Regions from separate parts of the Homo sapiens genome. Here region 2 is linked to region 1. Evidence: chromatin loops called from intact Hi-C (ENCODE). Cell type or tissue: GM12878. All regions are shown on one strand. Each heading gives the region's core, and the rest is flanking DNA. Links, peaks and the distances in the headings are about the cores only.

What was found. Hi-C counts contacts between places; a loop is a spot of excess contacts. Peaks named below come from ENCODE experiments on the same cell type or tissue, not always from the same donor. Only the 100,000 strongest peaks of a DNase experiment are listed, where the experiment ranks them.
Region 2: a loop joins it to region 1, with 7 times the contacts of the local background. A loop is called at or near these places in 14 of 110 quality-filtered maps.

Annotation. Positions count from the first base shown.
Region 1 is chr1:212,660,725-212,668,128 of GRCh38, reverse strand. LINC02773 (long intergenic non-protein coding RNA 2773) reads left to right here and starts at 2,484. Exons shown (of 4, transcript NR_183483.1): 1 at 2,484-2,810; 2 at 3,442-3,542. RefSeq lists silencers at 645-864, 2,420-2,729. In GM12878, for the core only: a CTCF peak has its summit at 2,711 (motif pointing left); no DNase peak of the experiment used is centred there; H3K4me3 peaks cover 685 bases; H3K27ac peaks cover 206 bases.
Region 2 is chr1:212,758,842-212,761,341 of GRCh38, reverse strand. The region is part of intron 4 of NSL1 (NSL1 component of MIS12 kinetochore complex); the gene reads left to right. Among named protein-coding and RNA genes, the nearest start is that of NSL1, 32 kb to the left of the region's middle. RefSeq lists enhancers at 240-1,088, 1,089-1,938. In GM12878, for the core only: a CTCF peak has its summit at 997 (motif pointing right); no DNase peak of the experiment used is centred there.

The DNA.
Region 1 (7,404 bases), core at 1,568-4,067:
ACTAGAAAGAACAAATGAAACCAAACCAAAAGCTCTTCCGAGACATCCAAGGACTCTTGCCAAACAGCAACTTGATGAGTTCACAGTAAATGAATCAGAGACATATGGTTTAGATTCCCCACTCAAAGTCCTCAGGGGGAAACAGGAAGGCCGAGGACTCCAGAGAGCAGCTGGCCGTGTCAGCCCCACTCTGCCAGCTGAGCAAGAGATTACGATGCCCTGGAGCCCCTCAGGCATCTCCCGGATGATCCTTTCCCCTGGGCTCAACTCACGTTTCTCATTTGACTCTGTCTTCCCCCAGAAGGAAGATGTCACCCAGGAACCCTAACTGGAAACCGGACAGTTACCAGGGCACCCAAAACCCAATATTTGGTTATTACTTCATCCTTGACCTTCATTCCATTCATTCCCAGCTGCAGACAGTAGGATTTCTAAGGAAGAGTTAAGAGGGTAGAGGTGGTGGACTGTCTCTCTGTGATTGTTGTTTTCCAGGAACTCAGCTTGTTGCCAGGGAGATGTCACACACTAGAATGTTCCCACTGACCAGCAAGGGAACTCTGGAATGACTCATGTGAGGACCTGCCCCAGGAAAGGGAGGGTTATGGCCTAAAACCACACCACCCCCCTCATTGTATCAAACTCCATCCTTTTCAATGACAACTTCAGCCCCTCCCCTTCCCCCACCAGGAAGCCTTCCTAGATGAACCAGAAGCACTGTCTACCCCAAGCCACCCTCACACCTCCAACACTTCATTTGCATATGTGGTTAGCTTTTTAATGATATCAGAGCAATCTGTGAACAGCTTCAGCAGGGGGCCCTCTGGCAGAATTGAATAAATTGGACGGTTAAAGACCTGATTGAGGCCAGGTTTGTTGGCTCACTCCTGCAATCCCAGCGCTTTGGGAGGCCTAGGAGGGAGGATTGATTGAGCACAGGAGTTTGAGATCAGCTCCAGGCAACATGATGAGATCCCCATCTCTAAAATATAAAATAAAAATTAGCCAGGTGTGGTGGCAGGCACCTGTAGTCCCAACTACTCAGAAGACTGAGGTGGGAGGATCGCTTGAACCCCAGAGTTCGAGCCTGCTATGAGCCATGATTGTGCCACTGCACTCCAGCCTGGGCAACAGAGTGAGACCCTGTCTCAAAAATTAAAAAAATATATATATGACTGAGAGCCAGCTTGGTAAAGCCTTCAGAGCCAATGTGCCCTGCAGTCCGTCAACACACATGGAATGATTGCGCACTGGGGAACTGCAGTGCAAGACAGAGATGTGGAAGAAAGACTTGACTCTCAGAGATAGAAAAGTCAGGAAAGACACAAATAAAAACCCCAAAGAACTCCCAGACACAGACCTCTACAAACTGACTTGTTAACCTTTTGGGCCCGATCACAGCAGAAGCAAGGGCTCCACACCATACGAACCTGGGTCAAGGCTAAGGTGCCGGGGCCGGCTTCTTCTCCTCTGCTCAAGCAGGCTTTATATGGAGCACACTCTCTCCAGGACACAAAACAAGAACCATGCCCCTTCCACCCTGGCCCCCCTTACCCTCTCAGAAGGGGCTCCCTGGCCTAGCAGAGAGCAAAAGGCTACAGGTCTCACCACTGAAAGCTGGGCACCACCCGCCCCAAAGCAGAGAAGTGGAGGAGAGGACACTAGGTAGCTGCGCTAGCAGGGTTGTGCATGAAGCCAGCACCTGAGAGAAGACAGGAGGGAGGCAGAATTGAAGCCAGAGGCGGTGGTTTTTGGTGGTCACTATGGCCCACTCTAATTACTATGCACCAGGCGAGAGTCTGTGCTGGGTGCTCCTGAACATACAGATATGCAAGACACGGCCCTTGGGGGTGGGATGTCCTATAGGAGAAATTAGCCAAAAACGCAAGGCTGCCTGCATTGAATGCCAAATGATGGACACACACCATAAGTGTCAGAGGAAAAGAAATAATATTTACTGAGTACTTACTATGTGTTAAAGCACCTGTAAATGGTTTAGATGTATTTAATTTTTCCAACAGCCCATGAAGTGATTACTGGTATTATTTCCACTTTATGGATGAGAAAATTGAGGCTCAAAGAGTCTTAAAACACTTGCTTGGTGTCACACAATTTTTCATGGTAGATTCAGATTTTCAACTCAAAATTCTACCTCTCCAAGTGCGCGCGCGCGGACCCACGCACATGCATGGTTTTCTTGATGGGAGAGGATTTTGGGAAAGAGAGGTGACACCAGGCACGGGACTCTGGCTCCTACGCATAACTTATTTTTGACACATAGAGGGAACTTCGACGGCTACGTTTTCAAGCAGAGGGATGTCTTCTAACGAAGAGTTCATTTTTGATGTTTAGTTGTGCAGTCGTTAAGTCTGCGAGTTGCGATCCTGCTTCAGTTGTGCTGTGGGAGCGCAGTGGCCCAGGACTGGCTGGCCCGGCTGGGGAGGAGCCCAGGGAAAGAGGAAGGGAGGGCAGGGGAGGGGAGAAGCAGCTGTCCCCGGGCTGCCTGGGAGTCACTGGGGAGTCCTAGCCCGCCCTTGGGCCTAGGGCTCCCTGATGCGGCCTCCACTCTTCGCAGGGCCAGGGGGCGAGGAAGGAGGAGGGAGGGAAGAGGGAAGCTGGGGAGTGGGAGAGCGTCCTCCACGACCGCTTGGGTCCTCCGCGGGGCAGCCTCGGGGAGGGTGGCTGCAGGGCCCGGAGTCGCCTGGATCGCAGCGCCATCTCGTGGCTGCTGGCAGGTCTGCCTTGGGCCCTCTTGGCACAAGGCAAGGAAACAGGAGCTCTTCCCATCAGTGACAGGTGCCCGCCGGCCCGCAGTGAGTCCCAGGGGGCTTTCTCCTGCGTCAGGGAGCCAGGAGGGGAAGGGGGCATGGGTGCTGGGACCAGATTTCCCTGACTCTGTGCTCCTGGGTAAGGACTGATTGTCAAGAGTGGGCTTCCAGTTCTACCCCAGGCCCTGAGGGTCTTGTCCTTTTGCTGGGAGCCCCCACCGTTCTCCCCTACTCCCTCCTGTCTTCTCAAACGATAGCATAATGGAAGAAATCATCCTTAGAGTATGCAGGCCAGAACCCTGCCCCGTTGCGTAAGAGCTGTTGTCCCCGCGTCTCTCTGAGCCTCAACGGTTTTATCTGTTAAAGGGCATAATAACACCAGGAGAAGAATATATTGTAAAGCCTCTAGCACAGTGCCTTCAAGTAGTAGGAACTTAATCCATCCTTGAAGGCGACATCATTGTCAGTGGTTACAACAGGTCTCAATGTTGCGGAAGCTCATGCTTAGCAGATGGTAGGTGCCCTGGGAATATTGCAAACTAGTAGCGATGTCTTCTTAGCTCCAGCCCGAGAATGGGACAGTCCTAGTGCTAGATGTTTGCCTAGTTTCATAGATGATAACAATCCAGCTGGTCTTGCAAACCTAGTAAAAATAGCTGTCTATTCTACCCATCAGCCCAGGAGAATGCTCCAGTGTCACCAGTGACTCCTGCTCCCACATCTGCCTACAGGAAGCCCTCTTGGAACAAAAGCATCTCACTTCTGGGAGGCATCAAGGTAGTGAGGGGAGAGGGCAGTGGTGTGGGTTACACAGACCTGGGGCTCCCTTACCAGGTGAGGACCTGGAGCAGGCCACTAACCTCTCCAAACCCCATGTTTGTCATCTGTAAATCAGGGATATTATTATACTTCCCACCTCTTTAGGCTTGTATGGAATTGAATGAGATTATTAATGTAAAACACTTAGCACGGTGGTTTTAGTGTGCATCAGCATCACCTGAGGATTTATTAAAATATGAGTTGCTGGGCCCCACCTCAAGTTTCTCAAGCTGTAGGACCGTGGTGTGGCTCAATAATTTATTTGCACTTCTAATTTGCATCTCGGGGGATGTTGGTGCAATCTGTCCAGGAACCAGGCTTTGAGAAGGACTAATCTGGCACATACTAGATCTGCAATGAATTTTTTTATTATACTTTAAGTTTTAGGGTACACGTGCACAACGTGCAGGTTTGTTACATATGTATACATGTGCCATGTTGGTTTGTTGCACCCAGTAACTCATCATTTAACATTAGGTATATCTCCAAATGCTATCCCTCCCCCCTCCCCCCACCCCACAATAGGCCCCAGTGTGTGATGTTCCCCTTCCTGTGTCCACGTGTTCTCATTGTTCAATTCCCACCTATGAGTGAGAACATGCGGTGTTTGGTTTTTTGTCCTTGCGATAGTTTGCTGAGAATGATGGTTTCCAGCTTCATCCATGTCCCTACAAAGGACATGAACTCATCATTTTTTTATGGCTGCATAGTATTCCATGGTGTATATGTGCCACATTTTCTTAATCCATTCTGTTATTGTTGGACATTTGGGTTGGTTCCAAGTCTTTGCTATTGTGAATAGTGCCGCAATAAACATACGTGTGCATGTGTCTTTATAGCAGCATGATTTATAATCCTTTGGGTATATACCCAGTAATGGGATGGCTGGGTCAAATGGTATTTCTAGTTCTAGATCCCTGAGGAATTGCCACACTGACTTCCACGATGGTTGAACTAGTTTACAGTCCCACCAACAGTGTAAGTGTTCCTATTTCTCCACATCCTCTCCAGCACCTGTTGTTTCCTGACTTTTTAATGATCGCCATTCTAACTGGTGTGAGATGGTATCTCACTGTGGTTTTGATTTGCATTTCTCTGATGGCCAGTGATGATGAGCATTTTTTCATGTGTCTGTTGGCTGCATAAATGTCTTCTTTTGAGAAGTGTCTATTCATATCCTTCACCCACTTTTTGATGGGGTTGTTTTTTTCTTGTAAATTTGTGTGAGTTCGTTGTAGATTCTGGATATTCGCCCTTTGTCAGATGAGTAGATTGCAAAAATTTTCTCCCATTCTGTAGGTTGCCTGTTCACTCTGATGGTAGTTTCTTTTGCTGTGCAGAAGCTCTTTAGTTTAATTAGATCCCATTTGTCAATTTTGGCTTTTGTTGCTATTGCTTTTGGTGTTTTAGACATGAAGTCTTTGCCCACGCCTATGTCCTGAATGGTATTGCCTAGGTTTTCTTCTAGGGTTTTTACGGTTTTAGGTCTAACATTTAAGTCTTTAATCCATCTTGAATTAATTTTTGTATAAGGTATAAGGAAGGGATCCAGTTTCAGCTTTCTATATATGGCTAGCCAGTTTTGCCAGCATCATTTGTTAAATAGGGAATCGTTTCCCCGTTTCTTGTTTTTGTCAGGTTTGTCAAAGATCAGATGGTTGTAGATATGCAGCATTATTTCTGAGGGCTCTGTTCTGTTCCATTGATCTATATCTCTGTTTTGGTACCAGTACCATGCTGTTTTGGTTACTGTAGCCTTGTAGTATAGTTTGAAGTCAGGTAGCGTGATGTCTCCAGCTTTGTTCTTTTGGCTTAGGATTGACTTGGCAATGCGGGCTTTTTTTTGGTTCCATATGAACTTTAAAGTAGTTTTTTCCAATTCTGTGAAGAAAGTCATTGGTAGCTTGATGGGGATGGCATTGAATCTATAAATTACCTTGGGCAGTATGGCCATTTTCATGATATTGATTCTTCCTACTGATGAGCATGGAATGTTCTTCCATTTGTTTGTATCCTTTTTTATTTCATTGAGGAGTGGTTTGTAGTTCTCCTTAAAGAGGTCCTTCACATCCCTTGTAAGTTGGATTCCTAGATATTTTATTCTCTTTGAAGCAGTTGTGAATGGGAATTCACTCATGATTTGGCTCTCTGTTTGTCTGTTTTTGGTGTATAAGAATGCTTGTGATTTTTGCACATTGATTTTGTATCCTGAGACGTTGCTGAAGTTGCCTATCAGATTAAGGAGATTTTGGGCTGAGACAATAGGGTTTTCCAGATATACAATCATGTCATCTGCAAACAGGGACAATTTGACTTCCTCTTTTCCTCATTGAATACCCTTTATTTCCTTCTCCTGCCTGATTGCCCTGGCCAGAACTTCCAACACTATGTTGAATAGGAGTGGTGAGAGAGGGCATCCCTCTCTTGTGCCAGTTTTCAAAGGGAATCCTTCCAGTTTTTGCCCATTCAGTATGATATTGGCTGTGGGTCTGTCATAGATAGCTCTTATTGTTTTGAGATACGTCCCATCAATACCTAATTTATTGAGAGTTTTTAGCATGAAGGGTTGTTGAATTTTGTCAAAGGCCTTTTCTGCATCTATTGAGATACTCATATGGTTTTTGTCATTGGTTCTGTTTATATGCTGGATTATGTTTATTGATTTGCATATGTTGAACCAGCCTTGCATCCCAGGGATGAAGCCCACTTGATCATGGTGGATAAGTTTTTGATGTGTTGCTGGATTCGGTTTGCCAGTGTTTTACTGAGGATTTTTGCATCGATGTTCATCAGGGATATTGGTCTAAAATTCTCTTTTGTTGTTGTGTCTCTGCCAGGCTTTGGTATCAGGATGATGCTGGCCTCATAAAATGAGTTAGGGAGGATTCCCTCTTTTTCTATTGATTGGAATAGTTTCAGAAGGAATGGTACCAGCTCCTCCTTGTACCTCTGGTAGAATTCAGCTGTGAATCCATCTGGTCCTGGACTTTTTTTGGTTGGTAAGCTATTAATTATTGCCTCAATTTCAGAGTCTGTTATTGGTCTATTCAGAGATTCAAGTTCTTCCTGGTTTAGTCTTGGGAGGGTGTATGTGTTGAGGAATTTATCCATTTCTTCTAGATTTTCTAGTTTATTTGCGTAGAGGTGTTTATAGTATTCTCTGATGGTAGTTTGTATTTCTGTGAGATCGGTGGTGATATCCCCTTCATCATTTTTTATTGAGTCTATTTGATTCTTCTCTCTTTTCTTCTTCATTAATCTTGCTAGCAGTCTATCAATTTTGTTGATCTTTTCAAAAAACCAGCTCCTGGATTCATTGATTTTTTGAAGGGTTTTTTTGTGTCTCTATTTCCTTCAGTTCTGCTCTGATCTTAGTTATTTCTTGCCTTCTGCTAGCTTTTGAATGTGTTTGCTGTTGCTTCTCTAGTTATTTTAATTGTGATGTTAGGATGTCAATTTTAGATCTTTCCTGCTTTCTCTTGTGGGCATTTAGTGCTATAAATTTCCCTCTACACACTGCTTTGAATGTGTCCCAGAGATTCTGGTATGCTGTGTCTTTGTTCTCATTGGTTTCAAAGAACATCTTTATTTCTTCCTTCATTTCATTATGTACCCAGTAGTCATTCAGGAGCAGGTTGTTCAGTTTCCATGTAGTTGGGCGGTTTTGAGTGAGTTTCTTAATCCTGAGTTCTAGTTTGATTGCACTGTGGTCTGAGAGACAATTTGTTATAATTTCTGTTCTTTTACATTTGCTGAGGAGTGCTTTACTTCCAACTATGTGGTCAATTTTGGAATAAGTGTGGTGTGGTGCTGAGAAGAA
Region 2 (2,500 bases), core at 1-2,500, 95 kb before region 1:
CAAGGTTCAGGTGATGCACACACCTTAGCCTCCCAAAATGCTAGGATTACAGGGGTGAGCCACAATGCCTGTCCTATAGATTTCTTTTTCACTGGAATCTTTTGCTGGAGAATTATCATAGTTGTTTTGGAAGTGTCATGTTTCCTTGCTTTTTCATGTTTCTTATGTCTTTAAGTTGATACCTGCACATTTGGTGAAACAGTTACTTCTTTCAGATTTTTAGATTGGCTTTCATAGGAAAAGACTTTTGCCTGTAGTTGTATCTATAATATTGATTGGGTAGGGTGCTTTAGCTTTGATTCCGGGTGTGTGCAATAGTATAGTCTCTGCATGATTTCTTTGGGTGTAATCAGTGTCAGTGATGTTTGTGAGTTCCTTAGTGACTTACGCTATGGTTGGTACTAGAGGGTATGATAGGTCTTTACTTGGGATGGGGACTCCAGGCAGGCCTGTTCTTGGGCCCCACTGGTGGTGATGGCATGCCAAATACATCCATTTTTGGTTCCCTTGGCAGTGTACACAGATACTAGTGTTATCAGGTCCAGGCAGACCAATTCTTGGGCCTCCAGGTGGCTTGCTCAGGTACCAGCAGTGACAGCAATGGGATGGGCAGGCAGGTGGTTTCATGAGTCCCTGGGCAGTATGCGTGGTGTTGGTGATGGCAGTAGCAGTGGCGGGTCAACCGTCAGGCCCCCAGGCAGCAAGCACAGGCGGCAGTGGTGGTGGCAATGGACTGGGCTGGCCAGTCCCCCCAGAGCACATTTAGGGGGGTCCTGGCGGTGATGGTGGTGGTGATGATAGGCTAGTCAGGCCCGTCCTCAAGCCCTGGGGAGGAGTGTGTGGATGCCGGCAGTAGTGGCCAGTGGGGTGAACCTCAGGACCTCAAACGGTATGCTCAGGCACCCGCAGTATGTTGGCTGGGCCTGTTATCAGGCCCCTTGATGGCTGAGTGTGTGCACCTGCCCACAGCAACAGACAGAATGAGGCTATTCCTGGGCCCCTAGATGGCGCTCTCAGACACTGGTGTGGTAGAGTGGTGCAGAGCAGGGTGGGCCTGATCTTAGCCTCCTGATGGTGTGCCTAAAGTTGTGGTGGGCAGGGCAGGGCTATCCCTTTGCCCTTGGTTAGTGTGCTCAGGTACCAGTGGCCCACAGGCTGGACCTGCTGTTAAGCTCCCTTATGGTGTGTGTGTGTGTGTGCCCCAGAAGCAGCTGGCGGGGCAGGTCAATCCCCAGGCCCTGGACAGTATGATTGGGCACTGGCGATGGTCTGTTGTCTTGGTGGTCTGTTGTCTTGATGTGCTCACACACCCACCATGACAGATAGGGCAGGGTGATTATCAGGATCCCAGGACAGCATCTGGGTGGGCCTGTCCCTAGGCACACTAAAGGCACATGCCAGTGCGCAGTAGCCTTGCTGCTGGGTGGCCCCAGGGAAATGGCTCTCAGGCTCTGAGGAGTGTGCGCTTCAGCTCCCTCTGTCCCACGGGCAGCCTCCCTGGTGCACTGCACTGCTGGTTCCTTGGGGTGTAGGACACTGTGTAGGCTAGAGTGCCGGGGACCTGGTTTTACTATTGGGTTCAGTCAGTGTTGTGCCACTGCAGCTCTCCAGGTGGATGCAGTGGGGATGTCAGCAAGGCTCCAGGGATGTGGAGATGTAGGGGCTTTTGGGCCCTAGGGAAGGATACAGTCTGGTGGGGGTTGAATTCTCAAAATGGTGCTATGCTGCGGTGTCTTGGGCCTTGGGGGTATGTGAGGTACCCAGTGCTATCTCTCTGGAATTAATGTTGTATGGACTCCAGACAGCTCCCTATACTAGTCTTAGGGCCTGCAGGGGCCAAGGGGCTCTCCTGTGGTTAGTACTGCAGGATTCTGCAGTAGAAATGTGGGATCTCTCATTTACATTTTCCCTGCTTCCCTTTCTTCCCATGCCTCAGTTGTTCCCTGTCACTGTTCTGCTGAATTCCACTGTTTTTTCTTGGATGCTGTCTTTGACATGTGATTATCTACCCACTGTTTAGTCCTTCTTTGTGGAGGAGGCAGGTGCCAGGTGCCCCTAGTCAGCCATCTTGAAGCCCCCTCCCCATCTCACTTTCTTGATGATGTTCTTTGAAGCACAGAAATTTTAAATTTGGCAAAATCTAATTTACCTATTTTTTTTTCCTTTGGTTGCTTTGGTTTTAGTTTTATATTTTAGAAACTGTTGTCTAATATAAAAGTATAAAGATTTATGCTTGCCTTTCTCCTAAGAGTTTTCCACCTTCATTCTTTTGTATGTATATATCCAGTTGTTTTAAGCACCATTTGTTGAAAATGCTTGAATGGTGTTGGAATCTGTGTCAGAAATCAGTTGACTGTAATATGTAGATTTCTTTCTGAACTCTCAATTCTGTTTCATTGATCTTTGTCTGTCCTTAGGCCACTACTACACTGTCTTGATTATTATAGCTTTGTAAGAAATTTTGAAATCAGAAAGTATGAGTCTTCCAACCTTGTTCTTC